Regions from separate parts of the Homo sapiens genome. Here region 2 is linked to region 1. A link is a loop called in an ENCODE intact Hi-C map of the cell type or tissue named here. Cell type or tissue: IMR-90. All regions are shown on one strand. Each heading gives the region's core, and the rest is flanking DNA. Links, peaks and the distances in the headings are about the cores only.

The links. Hi-C counts contacts between places; a loop is a spot of excess contacts. Peaks named below come from ENCODE experiments on the same cell type or tissue, not always from the same donor. Only the 100,000 strongest peaks of a DNase experiment are listed, where the experiment ranks them.
Region 2: it touches region 1 in a loop (2.4-fold over the local background); 2 of 110 quality-filtered maps call a loop at or near these places.

Annotation. Positions count from the first base shown.
Region 1 is chr12:47,010,212-47,021,019 of GRCh38, reverse strand. No RefSeq gene overlaps it. Among named protein-coding and RNA genes, the nearest start is that of PCED1B, 64 kb to the left of the region's middle. In IMR-90, for the core only: no CTCF peak of the experiment used is centred there; a DNase peak (open chromatin) is centred at 6,369; H3K4me3 peaks cover 278 bases; H3K27ac peaks cover 682 bases.
Region 2 is chr12:46,830,253-46,841,060 of GRCh38, reverse strand. It overlaps a transcript of SLC38A4 not described here. Among named protein-coding and RNA genes, the nearest start is that of SLC38A4, 9.7 kb to the right of the region's middle. RefSeq lists a silencer at 2,265-2,451 and an enhancer at 8,721-9,529. In IMR-90, for the core only: no CTCF peak of the experiment used is centred there; no DNase peak of the experiment used is centred there.

The sequences.
Region 1 (10,808 bases), core at 3,918-7,917:
AAATAAATGACATTTTAACTGCCCCAAATACCTGGGCTGAAAAATCACCCAGAGGTAATTCCCTTGAGTTTCTCTGAAATGAATCCTAACCCTCACAGAATGCTGATGGGTTTTAGAAATAAATAGTCTGGGCCAAAAGAAAGGAGGAGAACCAGACACAGCAGAGACAGCAATTAAAGGAGAACAGCAAAGGAACAAACACAGCAGCAGATTCTGCAAGCCCATAGAAGCAATTGAAGGAAGGAGAAAGCACATTGATTGAAAAGGGTACTTGGAAGGGGTAAGAGAATGCTGTGAAAAGAGTTCTTAGTGATGCAATGATTCGTTTTTAAAGTTATGAATTTCCACATAAGGAAGATATGCCTGAATAAAAACCAGATTCATTTCGTAATGAAACAAAAATTACTTTGTGGCTACAGTGTCTGTTTTAAACATCATTATTTATCAAATAACTCTTCTTCAAGGTCGGATTCACAGCTGTCTCTCAAATAGAAAACATTCATAATGATAGAGTCATGAGTCTCCTGTTATCTGGCTGTCTTTCCTTACCTAACCGTTCTCATCTGCCACGAAGCTCCAATTCATATTCTAGCCAGGCAAGCCTGCCCACTGCTCTCTGTCTTTGCTTCATCTCCTATACCCTTGTGCTTTGCTGTGGTAAAGATAGCTAATGTCCTTTCCATAGTGTAGCGTTGTTGCTGAGAAGCTCTGCCCAGCCAGGGCCCTCATTTTCCAGTCCTACCCTCCCTTGCATCCAGGTGGGACTAGTTCTTGCCGGTGGAATATGAGCTGAGATGATGTGTACCATGTCTTGGCCAAGTGGTTAAGAAGTGGTGGCACATACCCTGTGCTTTCTCTTTTCCCATCTGCCCACTGGATGTTGACACACAGGATGATCATGGAAGCCACATGTGGAAGGTGATGGAGACTTCCAGCCTACGGCTCTGCGTGAAGCTATGAAGCAGTCTTCCTTCATCCACACAGCCGACCTTCCACTCCTGCCACCAAGCAGGAACATCTGTTTTGGATTTTATGTGAGTGAGAAATAAGCTTCTATTGTGCTACATTATTATTATTATTATTATTATTATTATTATTATTATTATTATTATTTTACTGTAAATAGCCTTACTTTAATTTATTTGCAAAAGCTATTTTCCTACTTGGAATGCCTTTTTAATTATAGGAGAGACACAGACATTTCATTGAGTGCTATTATGAGGTAGGGACATCATAATGGTAACATCTTCACAGTGATTTATACATGGTATCGTTGTCTTATCCTTCCAATCCCAAGAGCTAGTTATTATTATCTTAGTGGTACAGCCTTGATGTATTCTAGTGGGTAATTCTGTTTTAAGTGTAGTTAGTTTCTGAATTTGAACATTTTACATTAGAAGGTCCAGCTGAAGACTTAATTCACTATCAGGAATGGGGTTGAGTATGCCAAAAATTGATAGGGAAAATATGGGAGATAGCCATATGGCAGTCTAAAATATTTAAGTCTGATAGTAGCATAGACACAGGCTTTGGGTTACATAAGGAGATCATAGAGAAAGATTAAATTGATAAACAGGGTAGGCTCCAGATCAAGAGTCATATTGAATGTCAAGCTTAGAAAGTTGAACTTTAGTTCATAAGCTGGGTGTGTGCATGCATGCATGCACATGTGTGCGTGTGTGTGTGATTAAATCTTTTGTGCAGTTAAGTGACATGAACCATTGCTTTAAGATCTGCTTGACAACAATATTATATATAACCAATTTACAAATTAACTTTTAGAAAATGTTTTCCATTATTATTATTAGGTTGGTGCAAAGATAATTGTGGTTTTCGCCATTAGAAGTAATGTACCAAACTAATATTATATTATTGTTGTGATGGAACTGTCTTATGTGCTGTAGGAGTTTTAGCAGCATCCTTGGTCTCTACCAACTGGATGACAGTAGCAACTCCCAATCTTCTCAAATCACGACAACTCAAAATATCTCCAGGCATTGCCAAGTATCCCATAGAGAACAAATCACCCCTGGTTGAGATCCAGTGTTCTAGAGAGACAAACAGTTCACAGAGTGAGACTTGTCTTTGTTTTTATTTGAAGACACACCACTGCCTGATCGTCTTAAATCAGGACAAGAGAAGCCCCTGTCCGTAGATGCTATCCTAACTTCCCCGTCTCCCATTTCTGCCCCCTCCTTTTGTCAGAAGACCCGGGTGCAGGTGGCTACACTTCTCTCCATAATGCAAGGAGTCTTGGGACCACAGAGATGTGGCCACCTACATCCTGTGGCCTCCTTTCTACCATATTCTAAGTATCCATGGCCAGGGAATTTTTTGTCCAGATAGTCTCATTTTCCAAGAGATGGTGCTTGGAGGAGGTAATGGTGGTGGTGGTGTGGCTTGAGTTTGGACATGCCGGCTGAGATATCCTTGTATCTATGCTCACAGTACTGGGCAGAGCCGGTATGGAGGAAAAGTCAGGTGATGGTAGGTTCTTAAAATTCCTGGGTGGATCTTCAAGAAGTCTGAGAATTCTAAATTTGAGTCTGGCCTTCTAGCCTTGGGTTCTTTTGAGAAACTTAGAAGACCAACACCGATGATGGTGGTGTGTAGGAGCACCTTGTGAACAGAGGTGGTCATGCTCAGCTGGACTGGGTGGGGTGCAGAGAAACCTGAGCCAGGTGGGACTTGGGCTTCTGTTTGCCTCTTGCTTCAGTCATAATTTGTGTTGCATAATCCCATGATGGGATAACTTTGTGGGAGGAAGAGCTTAAGCCTCTGAAATCATGAGAGTCTAGGATATAACCTGATTCTGCCTGTAGAATCTGTGTGGTACTGGGTGAGGCCAGGAAGGATTTGGATGCTTTTACTAGGCATAAAAGGAGGAGGACATCCAGAGGGCATGTGAAAAGGCTTGAAGATGTTTGTAGCATGATTCAGTGTTTGAGACCTGTTTAGGGAATGGGAAGACAAAGGGTGTGGTTGGAATGCAGTGTGCTTGGGGAGAAGAGAAGGTGATGAGTTTGTGAGGACTTTGTACAAGGGGCCAGAAGGCCACTCAAAGGAGCTGAGACTGTCTCCTGCAGCATCAGAGAGCTTTCGGGGTTGCTAAGCAGAGCAGAGGATCCATCTTTTATCACAGTTTAGCCCTGAAGGAAAATGAAAGAAAGTAGAAGCTAGGAGATGAGAGAGAATATAGTTTAAAAAATTCTAAGAGACGCAGGGCTGAACAGATAGTAGGTGTAGGAGTGAAAGGGGAGAGAATGGAGAGGTTTTGTAAATTCACAGTTGCTCCTAAGAATGACTGCACACTATGAACACACCAAAACATAGATTTATGCTTTTTCATTTTTTTAAAAACATTTAAGGCATAAAAGATCTTGGTTTTTACTCAGGGCTGCACCAGACTGTGAGAAACACACATTCATCCATCCAAACCCAAAGAATGGACTCAGAGACACAAAGAATAGCGGAAGTGAGACTTTTAATGGCAGTCTTTCCAGATAGGGTGTCAGGTAGGCAGGCACACCCAGGGCAGTTATAGCAGGTAATTTATCTCCCAGCACGCAAATCCCTCTTCCAGTTCCTCATCAGTTGAGTACTATGGGGTTACAATCTTCCCAGACATAACCTTAGTTTCATTATCCCCTTATAAGCCCATACCCCGGTCCCCTTTCCCGCTTAAATTTTGATTTCCCAATAACGAAACTTTCTTCCCTTTTATGGGCTGACTCCTCCTCTACATTCTGTCAGTTTATTGTGACCTTCTAGGTGCATGAGCCATGTGGTTTGTTACATCCACAGGCTGGCTGCCAGTACTTTGATCATGCCTTGAAAATGAACCATTTAAAATGTTTTCTCACAGGACAAAATTTTCAAGCAGAATTAAAAATAATAATTTCTAATTTTCATTTTTGTGGATATGTAGTAGTAGATGTACATACTTGTGAGGTACATGAGATATTTTAATATACGCATGCTGTGCATGATAATCACATCATGGAAATCAGGTATACATCCCCTCAAGCATTTATCCTTTGTGTTACAAACAAATCCAACTATACTCTTAGTTATTTTTAAATGTACAATTAAATTATTATTGACTGTAGTCACCTTGTGCTATAAAATACTAGTCCTTATTCATTCATTCTAATTTTCTGTACCCATTAACCATCCCCATGTCTCCTCAACCTCTCACTACACTTCCCAGCCTCTGGTAACCATCTTTCTACTCTCTATGTCCATGAGTTAAATTGTTTCAATTTCTAGATCCCATAAATAAGTGACTCTATACAATGTTTGTCTTGCTGTGCCTGGCTTATTTCACTTAACATGATGACCTCCAGTTCCATCCATGATGTTGCAGATACCTGAATCTCCTTCTTTTTTATGGCTAAACAGTACTCCATTGTGTATATGTACCACATTTTCTTTATCCATTTGTCTGTCAGTGGACACTTAAGTTACTTCCAAATCTTGGCTATTCTGAACAGTGCTATAACAAACATGATAATGAAGATACCTCTTTGATATACTGGTTTCCTTTCTTTTGCATATATACCCAGCAGTGGAATTGCTGGAGTGTATGGTAGCTCTATTTTTAGTTTTTTTAGGAAACTAAAACTGTTTCCAAACCAAACTGTTCTCTGTAGTGGTTGTACTAATTTATATTCTCAGCAACAGAGTCAAACAGAATTTAAAACTTTTACTTCCTTCCCCTTTTCAGGACTGCTTTGTAGACCTTCTATACCTCCACATGTTTTTTTACATTTTTTTGCTGTGTGCCTTTGTATGTGTGTACATGCTATTCTAAAAAACTAGTGCATAAAAACTATTATTTCCACAAATATAATTCCAGAAGTAGAAACTTCAGGCTAAGTAAAAACCAGGAAAGGCTATATTTGGAAGAAACAGGGATTTTGCTGTTCCTGAAATCTCTCTACCTTTGTGTCTTTCTGTGCTGCCAACAGTGACACCACGTCATGTCTCTGTTCCACAAAGGTTTTAACTGCTCAGGCATGGAATCAATATAGGGAAAGGAAAAACAAAAGGAGTATAATATTCTAATTTAAATCAACAGCACAGATTCCTATAACCTTCATTTTTGGGTGAAGATCATCCAAATTAAATATTAATTTGTGTACACAACTGCAGGAAAAGGTAACTAGTAACTAGTTTATAATTGGAAGATTTTGACAGGCAATTGTGTTCACGTTAACCTTTTTCTGGGACCTCTACAGGAGTGAGATGTCTCTGAATTATTAGGATTCTGCTCTGTAACTGGAAAATTCCATCATTCAATAAATTTTCAGACTCTATCCTTTGGGTCCAATGTGACTGTAAAATGACAGTTAGAGAATTGCAAACAATGGGCTCACAAGACCTGAATGAATTCCAAATCATCTAGTGGGCTTATTGAGCCATTTTCTGAACAATGAAAGAAATGTGGGAAATGCAGCAGCTACTTTAAAGAGCATTATTGTTCAACACTGTGCTGCCTTCTGTGCTATGCGTTCTGATACACTTTAAAGTTTATAGCATCAGGACATCTTGAGTTAGAAGAGGCCTTACAAAAACATTTAAATATGGCATCCCTTCCCCCATTTTATCTTTATATAGAAATATATATTGAAATTAACAATTAAAAATATTTAACCTACAAAAGTGTTGGGAGTACTGGGACATAAGAATAAAGCTCCCACATATTGACAATTTACCATGAGGCAGATGCTGTGCTAGATACTTTACAATACATCATTCTATCCTCATATAAATCCTATGAGGTACTTATTATGGTTTTGTTTTGTTTTAGAGATGGCATCTCACTATGTTGTCCAGGCTGGACTCAAACTCCTGAGCTCAAGAGATCTTCCTACCCAGGTCTCAAGTAGTTGGCGCTACAGGTGTGAGCCACCATGCCCTGAAGGACAGGGATTATCATTTCCATTTACTCATAAAATTGGTTGTGAAGTGACTTACTAAACAGTGTAATTTTAGCAGCAGGGAAGTCTAGGTTGGAACCTGTAGTCTTTCCTAGTTCCAAATCTCATTCATGGGATGTAGTCCTCAAGAAGCTCCCAATGTAGCTCACACTAGAAGCAGAAAGTGAAATCACAATAGAAAATGTAAATAACACAAACATACATATGGGCTGTCCTCAGAAGGTTCGTGATTCGTTTCAAATTGCTGATACAGACAAGAAGTGCCTTAGAAGTTCAAGGGCTCTTTACATAGAGAAATATATTTAGACCAAGAAGTATTAATATTTATGAACATTTATCCTGTGCAAAGTCCTGAGAGTAATGTGACACAACAAGGATAAAGCTAGCATGGACTGAGTCATTTCCTGGAGTGGTCAGCAAAGCCTTCTTGGAGCTGGTAGGAGGTGAAGTAGGACCTGTTGTTTAGATTGGATATAGTTGACTGTGCTAGCAGGGCATGTGAGGTAGAAGGAATGAGATGGAAAAATGTGAGAAAGTGAAAGAACAATGCTGGTCAGTAGGACATCAGCATACAGTTTGGATCAAAAGTTTACACAAAGAGGAGTAGGAGTTAAGGAATTGGAGGTCTTTGCAGTTATGAATTGATGGGTCCTCCGGCCATTCTGAAAGCAACGGTGAATATCAAAGCTTTTTGAACAGAAGTATGAGCAATAAATTTACCTAGATGGCCAGAGAATTTACTCACAGAAAGAGGAAAAAAAATTACTCAAGGAAAAATATCCATCCTGAATTAAGAGAAACTATGGGTCTGATAATCCCATTAAAGAAGTCTATACTGATGATAGTTTGTGCTTGATGAGCTTGGTTTCTTACAAATTAATAGGAAACACTCTCTGTTGTCTCCCATGTAACACATAACTTTCCTTTACCCCATCTATTAGAATTAAGGAGAAGTAGCAGGCCTGGGAAATGTTCATGACAACAATGAGGACATATTTTCTAAGAATCATGCTAAAAAGGGATATAGGCTAGATGGGGGGGTGTATTCATCTGCTAGGGCTGCCATAACAAAATACCACAAACAGAGTGGCTTAAATGATGTATATTTCTCATAGTTCTGGAAGCTGGAAGTTCAACATTGAGGGGTCTCTTTTTGGTTTGCAGATGGCTGCCTTCTCACTGTGTCCTCACATGGCAGAGAAAGATTGCTTAAGATCTCTCTCTCTCTTTGTTTTCTTATAAAGCCACTGTCTTATTAGATTGGCATCCCACCCTTGTGACGTTCAATATATGAATTTTGGGGAGACAGAATATAGTCCATAGGAGAAGTTTGGGTGAAGCCACTTAATCAATTGAACATTAGAGATTTTTCATTTACCTAGGGTTTTGGAAACTATATGGAAGTTGAAAAATCATCACTATAATAATTAAAGAGGTAATATTTTCCATTACACTCTCTCATTGTTTTATAGAACCTGTTCATAATTCCAAAATTTATAAATACTATTCTTTTTATATATCAAAATTAAGCAAATCATGACATATGATTAATGAGTCAGTTTGGATGATTGTATTATAGCTACATGGATTAACATAGGCTGCCAGATCCACCTTTTGCTAATAATAGTTTCCATTTAATTGATCACTGAGCACGTGCTGGGGTTTTACATACGTTATCTCATTAATCTTCACAATAACACTATAATGTAAAGACTTCCATTCTACAGGTGAGAAAACTGATGCTCACAGAATTTAAGTAATAACACAAGATATCGCCAAATTTCAGGTTCAGCCTTGGTTGATTTCCAAGCCCACAATTTCCCCCATACCATCTTGCCATTCTTGATATGCTATTGTCTTTCACTGCATTGATGATGTAACAGATAACAATGACATTTTCCAAAATTAAGATCTTGAAAGAATAGGGGACAATAACCATCAGAATCACCTAGTGATTTTCTTTTTTAAACCTAGATTTAGTTCTTATCTACAATAAAACACAAACATGCATACAAACCCGGTCTATGGAATTCGAATGGCTAAGGATGGGACCTGAGAATCTGTACTTTATCAAGTTATCTAGGTGGTTCTAATGATTGACAAGACTTGAGACTGCAGTGGGTTTAATGGTGACTCCCCAAAATATATGTCCACATTCTAATCTCTGGAAACTGAACATGCCCTTATTTGGAAAAATAGTCTTTTTAGATGTAATTAATTAAGGATCTCAAGATGAGACCATCCTGGATTGTCTAGGTGGGTCTTATATTCAATGACAAGTATCCTTAAAAGAGACACAGAAAAGAATAGAGGGGTAAAGGCAGAGGCAGAGATTGGAGTTATGCAGCCACAGTCAAAGAACGCCTGGAGCCACCAGCAGGTGCAAGAGGCAAGGAAGGCTTCCCATTTCAAAAATATTAAGCTGACTCTTGTAAATAGTACTTACATTAACTGGGAAAAGTCATTCAGTCTAGATAGTTAATCCCATTATGCATGTGGGCTTTATGTGAGTCTTAGAGCCTCAGGAAAGTATTCATTCAATTCCTTCCTAGGTGCTAAGGGTGAGGCTAATATCAAACAGGAAAATTAGACAATAATTACCCAGAGAATAAGTACCCACAAAGAGGGTAGAAGATGACAGTGGGAGGCATCTCTTTTATCCTGTGACTTTGGAAGTGCAAATGCCATTTCCTTCTATTCTTCAGCAAGCATAGTGCCCAGTGATGAAGCCTTTCCCAGTCCCTTGAAAGACAAATAGTACAACATAGACAGGAATGCTTCTATAGTTAACGTGATTAAAAACACAAGTAGAAGATAATTCACCAAGGTCTTCTTGTGTATTATGCCAATAATATCTGTCCTGTCTCTTAATATCATGTCATCCTGAAGGACCCAGAACTGGATACCAATTATTGTTCTACATGCCAATTATAAATAAACAAGAATATCATGTAAGTATTAAGTCATATTTTGTTGCCAATTAGAAAAATATGCAATGTTATGTTGGGCCAATCCAACATGATATTGCCTCTATTGTATCTGGATTCTTGCCATAAATGGAGCCCTTTGATATTATGCTAGTACATTGTATTATAAATTTATTAATGATTTTCCCAAAGTTTTGTTTCTAGCCTAACATCTTTCCTAAACTCCAAGCTGGAAGTTTCTAGATTCCATAGAATGTCACTTGCTATCTCCATTTGAATAACTAGCTAAAAATTTTAAAAAAAGTTTGATTTTCTTCCTCAAACTTGCTTCTTTCCCAATGTTCTCCATCTCAGTTAGTGGCCTGTTTGCCCAATTGCTTAAGTCAGAAACCAGAGTCATTTTCTCTTCTCTTTCTGACAATCACCTTACCTCAAGCCTATATTAGATACCATTGGCACCACCTTCCAAAAACTCTGAATCCTACTACTTCTTTCCTCCTTAGCTTGCTCCATCATCTGTCACCTAGATTACTGCAATAGCATTTTAACTGCTTTCCCTGATTTTACTCTGCCCTCCCCCACAGCTTATTTTCCACCCAGCAGCCAGAGTTGTAACATATAAACCAGTCTGTGTTGAATTATGTTTCACCTACTTAAAGCCTCCTGATGACTTCTAGATTATTCAGCATATAGGTAACTATTGAAAATGAAACTCCAAATAGCTGTAGGTTTAACAAGATAGCGAGGTTAATGATGCCTCCACAGGTCAGAGACCCAAGCTACTCCATTTTCTTTTTCTTTTTTTTTCTTTTCTATATTTTTTCTGTTTTTTTAAAAATTATTATTATTATTATACTTTAAGTTCTAGGGTATGTGTGCACAACATGCAGGTTTGTTACATATGTATACATGTGCCATGTTGGTGTGCTGCACCCGTTAACTCATCATTTACATTAGGTATATCTCCTAATACTGTCTCTCCCCCTTCCCCCCACCCCACGACAGGGCCCGGTATGTGATGTTCCCCACTCTGTGCCCAAGTGTTCTCATCGTTCAATTCCCACCTATGAGTGAGAACATGTGGTGTTTGGTTTTCTGTCCTTGTGATAGTTTGCTCAGAATGATGGTTTCTAGCTTCATTCATATCCCTACAAAGGACATGAACTCATCCTTTTTTATGGCTGCATACTATTCCATGGTGTATATGTGCCACATTTTCTTAATCCAGTCTACCATTGATGGACATTTGGGTTGGTTGCAAGCCTTTGCTATTGTGAATAGTGCCACTATAAACATACGTATGCATCTGTTTTTATAGCAGCATGATTTATAATCCTTTGGGTATATGCCCAGTAATAGGATGGCTGGGTTAAATGGTATTTCCAGTACTAGATCCTTGAGGAATCACCACACTGTCTTCCATAGTGGTTGAACTAGTTTACAGTCCCACCAACAGCGTAAAAGCATTCCTATTTCTCCACATCCTCTCCAGCACCTATTGTTTCCTGACTTTTTAATAATCGCCATTCTAACTGGTGTGAGATGGTATCTCATTGTGGTTTTGATTTGCATTTCTCTGATGCCCAGTGATGATGAGCATTTTTTTCATGTGCCTTTTGGCTGCATAAATGTCTTCTTTTGAGAAGTGTCTGTTCATATCCTTCGCCCACTTTTTGATGGGGTTGTTTGATTTTTTCTTGTAAATTTGTTTAAGTTCTTTGTAGATTCTGGATATTAGCCCTTTGTCAGATGGGTAGATTGTAAAAATTTTCTCCCATTCTGTAGGTTGCCTATTCACTTTGATGGTAGTTTCTTTTGCTGTGCAGAAGCTCTTTAGTTTAATTAGATCCTATTTGTCTATTTTGGCTTTTGTTGCCATTGCTTTTGGTGTTTTAGTCACGAAGTCCTTGCCCATGCCTATGTCCTGAATGGTATTGCC
Region 2 (10,808 bases), core at 3,618-7,617, 180 kb after region 1:
CCTGTCTCATATCAGGACATCTCCTAGGCTTCCCATAATATAGGTCTTTGCAGGGCTTGCTCTGGAGGCACGCAGAAGAGGTAACTCCCTGTGGGTTTTGGTTTTGGTAGTGCCTAAATGCTTGCTTCCCCTAGATATTCAGTCTGCTGACATCTAAGTAAGAACAAGCTGCTGATAAAATGAGAGGACATTAAATTTTGATGGAGTATCTAGAGATTGAGACACCACACCCAGAGGAAGAGTAGAGAATTTGCTTTCATACTTGGTAGAATTAACATTTTTGCCCTGCAAGAAATAGGAAATAGAGCAGTGGACAGGCATCAAGGGACAATAGGAAAAGGAAAGACACTTAAAGGAGAAGGTTGGACAGTGTGCCAAAGTCACCCTCCATCCAACTTACTCTTCTGTTTATCGCCAACCTAAAGAAGGTTGTGCTTCGGTAAAGGGTAGGGACTCTCCCTGGTGGGATAATTTTAAATTGACAGCAAGGGTAACAGAATAATGGGTTGATGAGCAGAAGACCTTATTTGATGAGGATGTTTGGAATTTATATTCGGATATCAAATGCCATGATCATCTAGACAAACTCATATACTAGCTCATACCTTTAAAAAGGGATGGTTGAGTTTGTCTGGTGAGATTTACCCTTGATGATACTAATTATACTGGTAGCATGAAAACTGGTTGCATTAAAAAACGCAAAATCAGAACCTAGAATTAAGGTGTGACTTTGTTCTTTACACATTAAATATTGCAGGATCTTGCAACACATCTTTCCTAACATACTACATGCTGCAATATGTCAACACAAACTGAAGAACAAATGTAGGACTGCGTGTAAATCTCAGTTACATATTGACTTTCCCACTTTTCTGTTTGTTCATGTGTCTAAGGGTTAAAGGAACCTCTCTTGACATCAAGTACCAAATCCTCCTTAAAGTGGAGGTACTCTGGCCTTGTATCAGGGGCTCATTCCTTCTGACTCACCCAGGTTTTTCCAGTTCACAGTCTGGTTTATTATAAGGGCCAGACTTTTTTTTTTCTGAACTCTTTGTGGCAAGTTGAATTAACAAATTCCTTTATGCCCCATCTTGCTCATCAGTGGAGGATCTGATATCAAAAAGATTCCACCGAGCTGGATCATTTCTTCCAGATAGCAAAGGGAGCAACCACGGACAAGTAGTGTACTCTGATGTTTAGAGCCATGTGGCTGACCTAGGGCAGGGCAAAGACAAAAGCACTGCATTGGGGGGTGGATGAGATTTTCAGCTATTAAGAAAGGGCCAGGATAATAAAAGTAACCCTGGCTATCTCTAGAAAAGTAATGCATGTCTTTGAGAGGTATATGGATTCACAGGAAACCTAGTCACATAGACCAGCCTATGGTGGGGAGACAGAATTGGAATTTTAGTTCCACATTTATCCCGTTTTGGAGACTAGAGCTTATCTGGCTCTGAAGAAAATGAGTAGAGAACAGCTGAGGAGGTCAGGTGTCCGTTTTGCTACCTAAGGCAACTGCTCCACTGAGATGAATCCCCCTCCCCCCACCATCTCAGGAGCACCAGCTCATAACCTGCTTCAACTGCAGGCTTGGGCATCCTACAGCATATAAATATGCTGAGTTGCAATCGTCTTTAAGAAACAAACATTTTCTCGTATTCATCTTTGAGTCATTTCCTCAGTGAAGTCTCTCCCCAGACCCAGTGTATCTTTTCATCCCTGCAGTTTTGTCATCCTATGTTTATTCCTGTCACTTTTTGATTAGAATACTTGCTTCTACCAAATTATAAACTCCACAAAGATGGGGATTGTGCCTGGTTTTGCTCACTATTCTGTTCCTAGCATCTAGCCTTTAGGAGGTACCCAATAAATAACTGTTGTATCAGAGGATGAATAAATGTGGACAGCCCCTGGTTTTCCAAGGGAGGAGATGGGGTCACCAGACTTGAATAGGGGTCTACCTATGGGCAGGCCGAGCCCAGAGGGAGAGACATCTCAAGGTAGGTCAGTGTCTGAGAGGCACAAATTCCTTGAGAAGGTGTTTGTGCCAGGGCCTTCCTTTATGAAGCCAAATTAGCCAGAATTTCAAGTTTACTTTTCTATTCTGGAATACCCCTGACATGTGTTTCACTCTTCAGAACTTGTCATTATGTAGAGTCCTGCCTTTGTGGGCTGATCAGGCAGGACGGCAATGAGAGACAAGGGCCAGGTCCAGACCTTTCACCTTTCTGAAAGTCTCATCAGAGAAGGGGCTGGAAGAGCACTGGTCCCCAAAGGGGAGTAGGAGGCAGAATGGCTCCTGGTCAGTGGCTGTTGCATGAAGAGGCACAGAAGATGACTCCAGTCAGATTCAAATCCTCCAATGTATCACATAGGTTAGGAAGGTTTCTCTCTTCCAGACCAAAGTAAGGTAAGGCCCCTCATCAAATTAGGTTGTAATTTTAGAACCCCTACATTGCAAAGTGTTTTTCATAGTAGTATTTCAATCAAAAATGTTTTGTTTGATACAATTATATTCTCACCTTTAATAAAATTATTTACTCAGCAAAACTTCTGAAAAGTAGAAAAGCTTGAATTGATTTATCCATCCATCCATTCACTGATTTATTCAGCAAAAATATTCTGACAAAGCATCTACAGGACTTGCAGGATCAAGAGGAACCATGCAAACAACTGATTACATGATGAGACATAATAGAAACAACACTGCAGCATTGAACAACCAAACACTGGAGGGGAATGAAAATGAGCACCTAATTCTGACCCCTTTCATGACACCTGCATTTGAAGATGAAAAGTTGAATGTTTCTGTACAACTTTGCAAGTTTTGTTTCATTTTAGATTTAGCCTTGTGAAAATTAGAAAATAGATTAATATTCTCTATCTCTTCAGAAGGCAAATAAGAGGAAGGTGGAGTTTAATTCTGGCAACCAAGGAATAAGGGAAGCAAATACCCAGAATTGGAGCAATTGTAGGATATAAAGACCACCCAAGTATAAGGATCAATTAGTCACCTCTCTTGAACTAAGGTTTCAACATAAATCAAATCCAAATTCATACAAAATAAAAACATTTTACTATCATTAGAAGACTTACAGAGGTTCCTGCAGTTATGACAAAGCAAAAGATTACTTTATAGAAATTTATTTTTAAAATCATAATTTTATGGCTAAACATGCCATTTGGGGTTGGCTCCACTGTAGACAGAAAAGCAATAATGAGTATTAGTAAAGAAAATGCTCAGAAGAAAAGGGAAGTGAGCTGTGGAAGGAGGGATGTTGAATTTAGAGCCAGAAAACCTAGTTCATACTTTAGTTTTGTCATTTATTGGCCCCATGTCTTTGGAAAAGTCACTTAACCTCTCTGAACCCAATTTCCTCTCCCATTGAAAGGGGAAAATAAAAATACCTACATGACAGGATTGTTTTGGTATAAAGTAGCATAACACATGTGAAGATACTTTGAAACCTAAAGCCACTTTACTAATTATGATAACTATTCATTGAAAAATAACTCATGTTAAAACTCTACTGTCAAATAAAACATTAATTATATAAAAGCCTACTAAAATCACTGCAATCAGACTTCACGATGATAATCCATAAACAAATGAACTTCGTAGCACTATTATATGGTGTTTAAATAATAATTATGTTCTATGTCCTTCCTAAGGCATATGTTTATATTAGTCTATTAATGGTTCTCTGGATCATTAAACCTGTGAGATATTCCTTCACAAATCATGATCATAGAGAAATACTGCATGCTCTATCCCAACTTAAGAGTGTCATCGAGTTTTTGACTAATTAAAAACCTCAAAGAACAAAACACCCCAAAAAGCCAAAGCAATCCTGATTGAAAAGTACAAAGCCAGAGGTATCACAATACCTGATTTCAAAATATACTACAAAGCTATAGTAACCAAATCTGCATAGTACTGGCATAAAAATAGACATATAGACCAATGGAACATAATAGAGAACCCAGAAATAAATCTACACATTTACAGCCAACATGTTCTCGACAAAGGCACCAAGAGCATACACTGGGGAAGGGACAGTCTTCAAGAAATGGTGCTGGGAAAACTGGACATATATATGCAGAAGAAGGAAACTAGACCCCAATCTCTCATCATACACAAAAATCAAATCAAAATGGATTAAAGACTTAAATCTAAGGCCTGAAACTATGAAACTACTAGAAGAAAACATTGGGGGAAATTCTCCAAGACATGGTTCTGGACAAAGAGTTTTTGTGCAAGACCTAAAAAGCACAGGCAACAAAAGCCAAAACAGACAAGTGGGATTATATCATGCTAAAAAGCTTCTGCATGGCAAACAACAACAACAAATCAACAAAGGGAAGATAAAACTCACAGAATGGGAGAATATTTGCAAACTATCCTTCTGACAAGGAATTAATAACCAGAATATACAAGAAGCTCAAATAACTCAATAGCAAAAAGAAAAAAAAACCTAAAATTAAAAAAATTAGCAAAGGGTGTGAATAGAAAATTTTCAAAAGAAGACATACAAATGGCCAACAGGCATATGAAAAAATGCTCAATATCACCAACCATCAGAGAAATACAAATCAAAATGACAATAAGCACCATGCAGCCATAAAAAAGAATGAGATCATGTCCTTTGCAGTGACATGGATGGAGCTGGCAGCCATTAGCCTTAGCAAACCAATGCAGGAACAGAAAACCAAATACTGCAAGTTCTAACTTATAAGTGGGAGCTAAATGGTGAAAACACATGGTCATATAGAGGAGAACAACACACAGGGGCCTATCAGAGGGTGAAGGGTGGAATGAGGGAGAGAATCAGGAAAAATAACTAATGGGTACTAGGCTTAATACCTGGGTGATGAAGTAATTTATACAAGAAACCCCCATGACACACGTTTACCAATGTAACAAACCTGCACATCCTGCACATGTACCCCTGAACTTAAAATATAAGTTAGAAAAACATACATAATTACATTTAATTTTTTTTTAAAAAAACTATGTCATCTCACCCTAGTTAAAATGGCTTTTATCAAAAAGATAGGAAGTAACAGATGCTGGCAAGGAAGTGGAGAAAGAGGAACCCTCATGCACTGTTGGTGGAAATATAAACTAGTATAGCCATTATGGATAACTGTATGGAGGTTCTCAAAAAACTAACAATAGAACTACTATATAATCCAACAGCTCCACTTCTGGGTATATATCCAAAAGGAAGGAAATCAATATATTGAAGGTATATCTAAACTTCCATGTTTTTTGTGGTAATACTCAAAATTGCCAAAATATGGAATCAATCTAGGTGTCCATCAATGGAAGAATGGATAAAGAAAATGTGATATATATATACAAGGGAATATTATTCAGCTGAAAAAAGAATGAAATCCTGTCATTTGCAGTAACGTGGATAAAACTGGAGGTCATTACACTAACTAAAATAAGCCATACACAGAGAGACAAATATTGCATTTTCTCAGTGACATATGGGAGCTAAAAAAGTGGATCTCATAAAAATAAAGAGAAGATTGGTGGGTACAAAAGTGCAGTTAGATAGAAAGAATAAGCCCTAGCATGTAATAGATTAGTAGGATGACTATAGTTAACAATAATAATTGATTGTATATTTCAAAATAGCTAGAAGAGAATAATTTTAATGTTTCTAGTATAAAGAAAAGATAAATATTTAAGGTAATAGCCCAATTACACTGATTTGATCTTTACAAATTATATGAATGTATTAAATTATCACATGTGCTTCAGATAATATGTACATCTATTTAAAAAATAAAACCTTTGAGGAATCACGATAATTGTAACAGTGTTATTTTAAACTTGTTGCAGCATAGAACTCTGTCTACAAGCATTAGCTTCAGTTCTGAAAAATATATTTCATAAATTTTTAAATATAGATTTTTCTTAAAACAAAAGCAACCACAACAAAACCAATGACCACTCCTAAAACCAGAGTGTTAAAATAATTTTAGAGTGTTCCAATCAATTCAGCTTTATCAAAATGATGAGTAAATTCTAACTGTTCTGTAAACTTCTGTTTTTCTCCATCACTAAGTGTGTTTGTAGTACTGTCTGAACTTGACTTAAGCCAGGAAAGCAATGTATCAGGAAACATTCTGTATTTTTCAGATGACAAACTGAGCCACTAAGAGCTAAAGAGACTTGTCCAAGTTTCCATAGCTAGTAGGTGGTGACTCTGGGATTCTAAATCAAGCTATGTACTCTACAGCCAGTGAATGATCTGAGGAGAAACCAAAATGTGTTTCACAATGTGGCCTTCAGGAATACTCATGTCATTAGTTAGAATTGCTTCCCATCCTTTCAAACACTAGTTTAAAAGAAACCCTTGAGGATTGGTGAGCAGATTCAATGTGGCCATTAATGGTTCAAACTTTTTATTGTAACACAGAAAATAAAGAGTTGTCAGTTGTCTTATCCTACCTAGGCATTGCGTTAGATCTTCTCAGACTCTACTGATGTATAATAGCCATAATTTTATTGTTTTATAGATGAATACAAGACTCATTTAACCTCAACCCACAACCTGATTAATATTACTAGCACATATAAATGCATAACTCATAGTTCTCTATTACATTAGACCATGAACCACTGCTTTTGATCTCTTCTGTACTAGCTAAGATATGATGTCAAGAACTGATTAAATAAGCAGTCCCTTTAAAAGTTGAGCAGTTGCGGTCAGGCGTGGTGGCTCACGCCTGTAATCCCAGCGCTTTGGGAGGCCAAGGCAGGCGGATCACGAGACCATCCTGGCTAACACGGTGAAACCCCGTCTCTACTAAAAATACAAAAAATTAGCCGGGCGTGGCGGCGGGCGCCTGTAGTCCCAGCTACTCGGGAGGCTGAGGCAGGAGAATGACGTGAACCCAGGAGGCGGAGCTTGCAGTGAGCCGAGATTGGGCTACTGCACTCCAGCCTGGGCGACGAGTGAGACTCCGTCTCAAAAAAAAAAAAACAAAAAAACAAAAAAACAAAAAACGTTGAGCAGTTGCACAGTAAACCAGTTTGTGTCGTGGAATTACTTATCTTGAGAAGACTCAAATGATCTTACCTTCATTTGAGTCTTCCTTCTCTGGAATGGCTTTTTGTTTTATAAACCTGAGTTTTGCTTTTACTAAATCGCAGGTTAGGAAAAGAGAAATGTGTATCTACCTTGATCTCACTAATTCTCTCCAAATCCTACCAATTTTGACATTTTAGTAGCTTTATAAAAGATGTTTATATTTATAAAGTAAGAATCAATGGAGAAGTGTGATAATGTGTAGAGAATCTAGTTTCAACAAGCTTATAGGGAATTCAAAACTATTCTGATACAGTCTAATTCCACAAAATGTAAACTTCTTGCTATGATAGAGAGGTTTACCGTATTTGCTTGGGGGCTCAGAAGAAAATCAGTTTTTACAAAACAAACATTTTTATATAATTTTTTTTAGTTTCTAAAATTGTAGCTCCAGTGAAAGTGTGTTACATCATCCTTCTATTGAATCTGTATTGTCAGATTGTCCTAGTACAGTTTGATGTGTATGTGTGTGTGCATTAATCCTGTGTTCTTAGTGTTTCTGATTATTATGCATTATCCAGGTGAGTTTCTGCTGTTATCTTATTTTTTTAAAGCACTAAGCTGTTGCTGGTTTTAGTTATTGGGAGCTATAAAACGAGAAGGTTCTAGGTGGACAGTATGGACAGGCAGTGAAACTTGCCATTCTGAATAAAGTTAAACTGGATGTGTGAGAATACAAAAGGTAAATTGTGTTGCCTGGAGAGTTAGTTACACTGTGGGTTCAACGTCTCCATAGGATAGTTTTCTTTCCCTAAAGAATGACAACTCACTACTAAATAAATGGGGGATTGTGAACATATTTGTTACACAGGCCTTCTTCGAAACAAGAATTTTGTTTAATACTAGAGAATAGTTTCAACGTAAATAATTTTCCTTACAATGGTAGGTTGTAACTTTAACAAATAGAATTAACGTTCGAATGCTATTTATTATTATAGCCTAATTCCTTCTTCATATGTACTGAGGATTGTGCTTAAACTGGAATTCTAGAAAAAAAAATTATCACCAAAGACCCACTCTTAAGTACTAGCAAGTTATCCCATTTCTTTCATGCATAAAGTGACGTTTACTGTGAATGACAGGTTTTTCATTTGTACTCCTTCCTCAAATGTTTCTTTTTCTTTATGTAAAGTTCACGTTTGTCACCTCCATACCAGGAGGAAATTTAGTGAGTCATCTACCCTGAACACTCTTTTACAGACTTTAAAATAAAGATCCACATGTACTTCAGCTTATAGGACAGATCCAATAAATGCAACCTTGACTCATGGAAGAAATCTAACCGTCGAAAAATAAACCCACACCAGGATCTTCTCGGTTATCCCGGACCCAGGAAAGAGGGAGCAGGGACCGGGCTTCCAGGCTTCACTCCTGAAGGACAGCTGGACATCTCAGCCCCACCTGGGAGGATGCTTTGGTCTACTTCTCAGGTTGCCGCCTGACGATTGGTGGCTGGCCTGGAAGGGAGGGTCCGCAGGAAACGCGACACTGGGGATGTTGCCCCTATCACATGATGGAAATTTCCACTCTTTAGAAAGGCGAAAAGAAAAGAAAGAAGGGTCTCTCCATCCATCCCTTTCTGATACTTTCCCTGAATCCCAGTCTGGAAAGGGTAGTAAAAGAGGCGGGTGAGTGAATTTTTTTTTGTATTTCCTGTTAGACTTGAGACTTGTCAGTGTCCAAACTTGCAGCTGGATCCCAGCCTATCGGATGGGTGCTTGTGTGTATGCACGGGGGACATCCACACGTGTGTAGCCCGGTCTCTCAATCATCTGGGGCTTATGTCTGGGGCTCTTCATGACATGCTCATAGTTCCTAATTCTTATTATTTTCCAAACATTCACGCTTTGGGTGGGTTATTGCAGGCTAATGATTCGGTTGACTAGAAATAACGTAAACTAGGGCACATGGAGGGAAGAGACTGATTGGGCGGGCTCATGTGTGACTTCTTTTCAAGGAGAAGCGGTTGTGCCAAGGTAGCCTATTCCAGGAGGGCTGGGGTATGGGGCACCTCCGCCTCCCGCACTGGGATTCCCTGGGCTGTTGGATTTCGAGTTGGTTGTATTGGGACTGCGTTCCGTGGCCGCGCCGCCTGCCTGGCTGAGAGGCCCGACTTCCCCCGCGGGAGCTGGCTCCGCGACCGCCCGGGATCCTGCTGGCAAGGTGTTACCCGAGTCCCTGGACCCGCGCCCGCGTCCTCAGGTCGGGGACACTGGGTGGAAGGCTTAAAATAGAACTGTCGTCTCTGATAGCTGGGTCGCCCCAGAGACCAGCATGATTCCCCGGGCGGGGTACTCTGACCTGGGGAGCCCCCAAGGAGTCTCTTTCAAGGGAGAAGGCGAGAGCAGAGCTGGATGTGGGCCCCTGGTCTCTGGGCGGTGGGCGAGTCTGAAAACTGCGCCAGCGGTTCCGAGGGCGGCTTACCGCGCGGTCGGATTGCCCGGCCTGCTGCGCGCTGGAGTGAAGGGCAGGGCGGTGCAGAAATGCGAACGGGGACGGATAGTGGGGTCGCGGCAACCGAGCTAAGAGAAGCCTAGGGAGGAGGGGCAGAAGGCGGGAATTGATTACAGGTTAGAGCTGATGGAGGAAAAATTGAGAGAAGAGCGAATGAAGGAAGAAAGTGAGACGGGGGAGAGGGAACCCGGACCCGGGAAGCCCCGAGAAGCGTAAGCCGGGAGCACCCTTGAGTCCAGGAGAGGTGGCGAGCGCGGCACACCAGCTGTGCGCCCAGGCAGCGCGCGGTGAGGTACTCTTCATCTAGCGGTGGTACAGGTGGACGCTGCGCTCTGGGCCAGGGCAGGTGCCGGTTGTGGGGGAAAACGGCGAATCTCCCAGCTCCTCTTTGTGATCCAGCAGGCAGAGATGGAAGATTGCCCTTACTTTGAGCACCAGGACTGACCCTGGAATGCTCACCGGGCTGCTGACTTGGAGGAAAAGGGGTGAACTAAGTTAGGAAACTCAGGGATACGTGGTCGCGGGTGTGCCAGGGCATTTGCAGAGGAGTGCAGGAGGCAGTGATGCGGGCACTTGTGAAACTTGTGAACTTGAGCACTTGTGAATCTCCCGGCTAGGGCCGGGACAGGTTGGCGCTTGTCTATTTCTCAGAGTAAAAGCTGCATCTCTACCTGTCTCAGGGAGATATTAAATGCCGAGGTCTTAAATGCACAGTGTGAAGGTAGTAGGAGTGGCTCTAGAGCAATAAGCCCATCCTGGCAGGCACTTCCCGCAGACTCTCCCTAGCCCAGAGCCCCATCCTCCAAGGCTAAAGGACCCACTGCTTGGTTATCCACTTAGTTGTGCGGACGGGGGCGGGTGGGCAGGCAGTTTCTCACCTTAAAGGAAGCGGAAAGAGGCCAGAGCTTCAACAGTGGATGGCCTGTTCCCGATTTCTAGCTATCCTACAGCCATCCTTTTTTGCTTCTGGGTAGCTGTGACATAATCATTAGGGCTAAAATGTGTTATGTTGTAAAGAGAGCATCCTACACATAGATCTCAATTTCCAGGGCCTAGCAGGGGGTGGGAGAAATCAGCCTATGTTGTATTTTGTTGTTGTTCCCACTACAAGCAAGTCTCCTAAAAAGTCGCTGAAATTGGTGAACTCTTTCCTGTGCAACACAAGAAGAGTGTGTGTGTGTGTGTGTGTGTGTGTGTGTGTGAGAGAGAGAGAGAGAATTTCTTAAATTCTAACAAATAAATCTATAG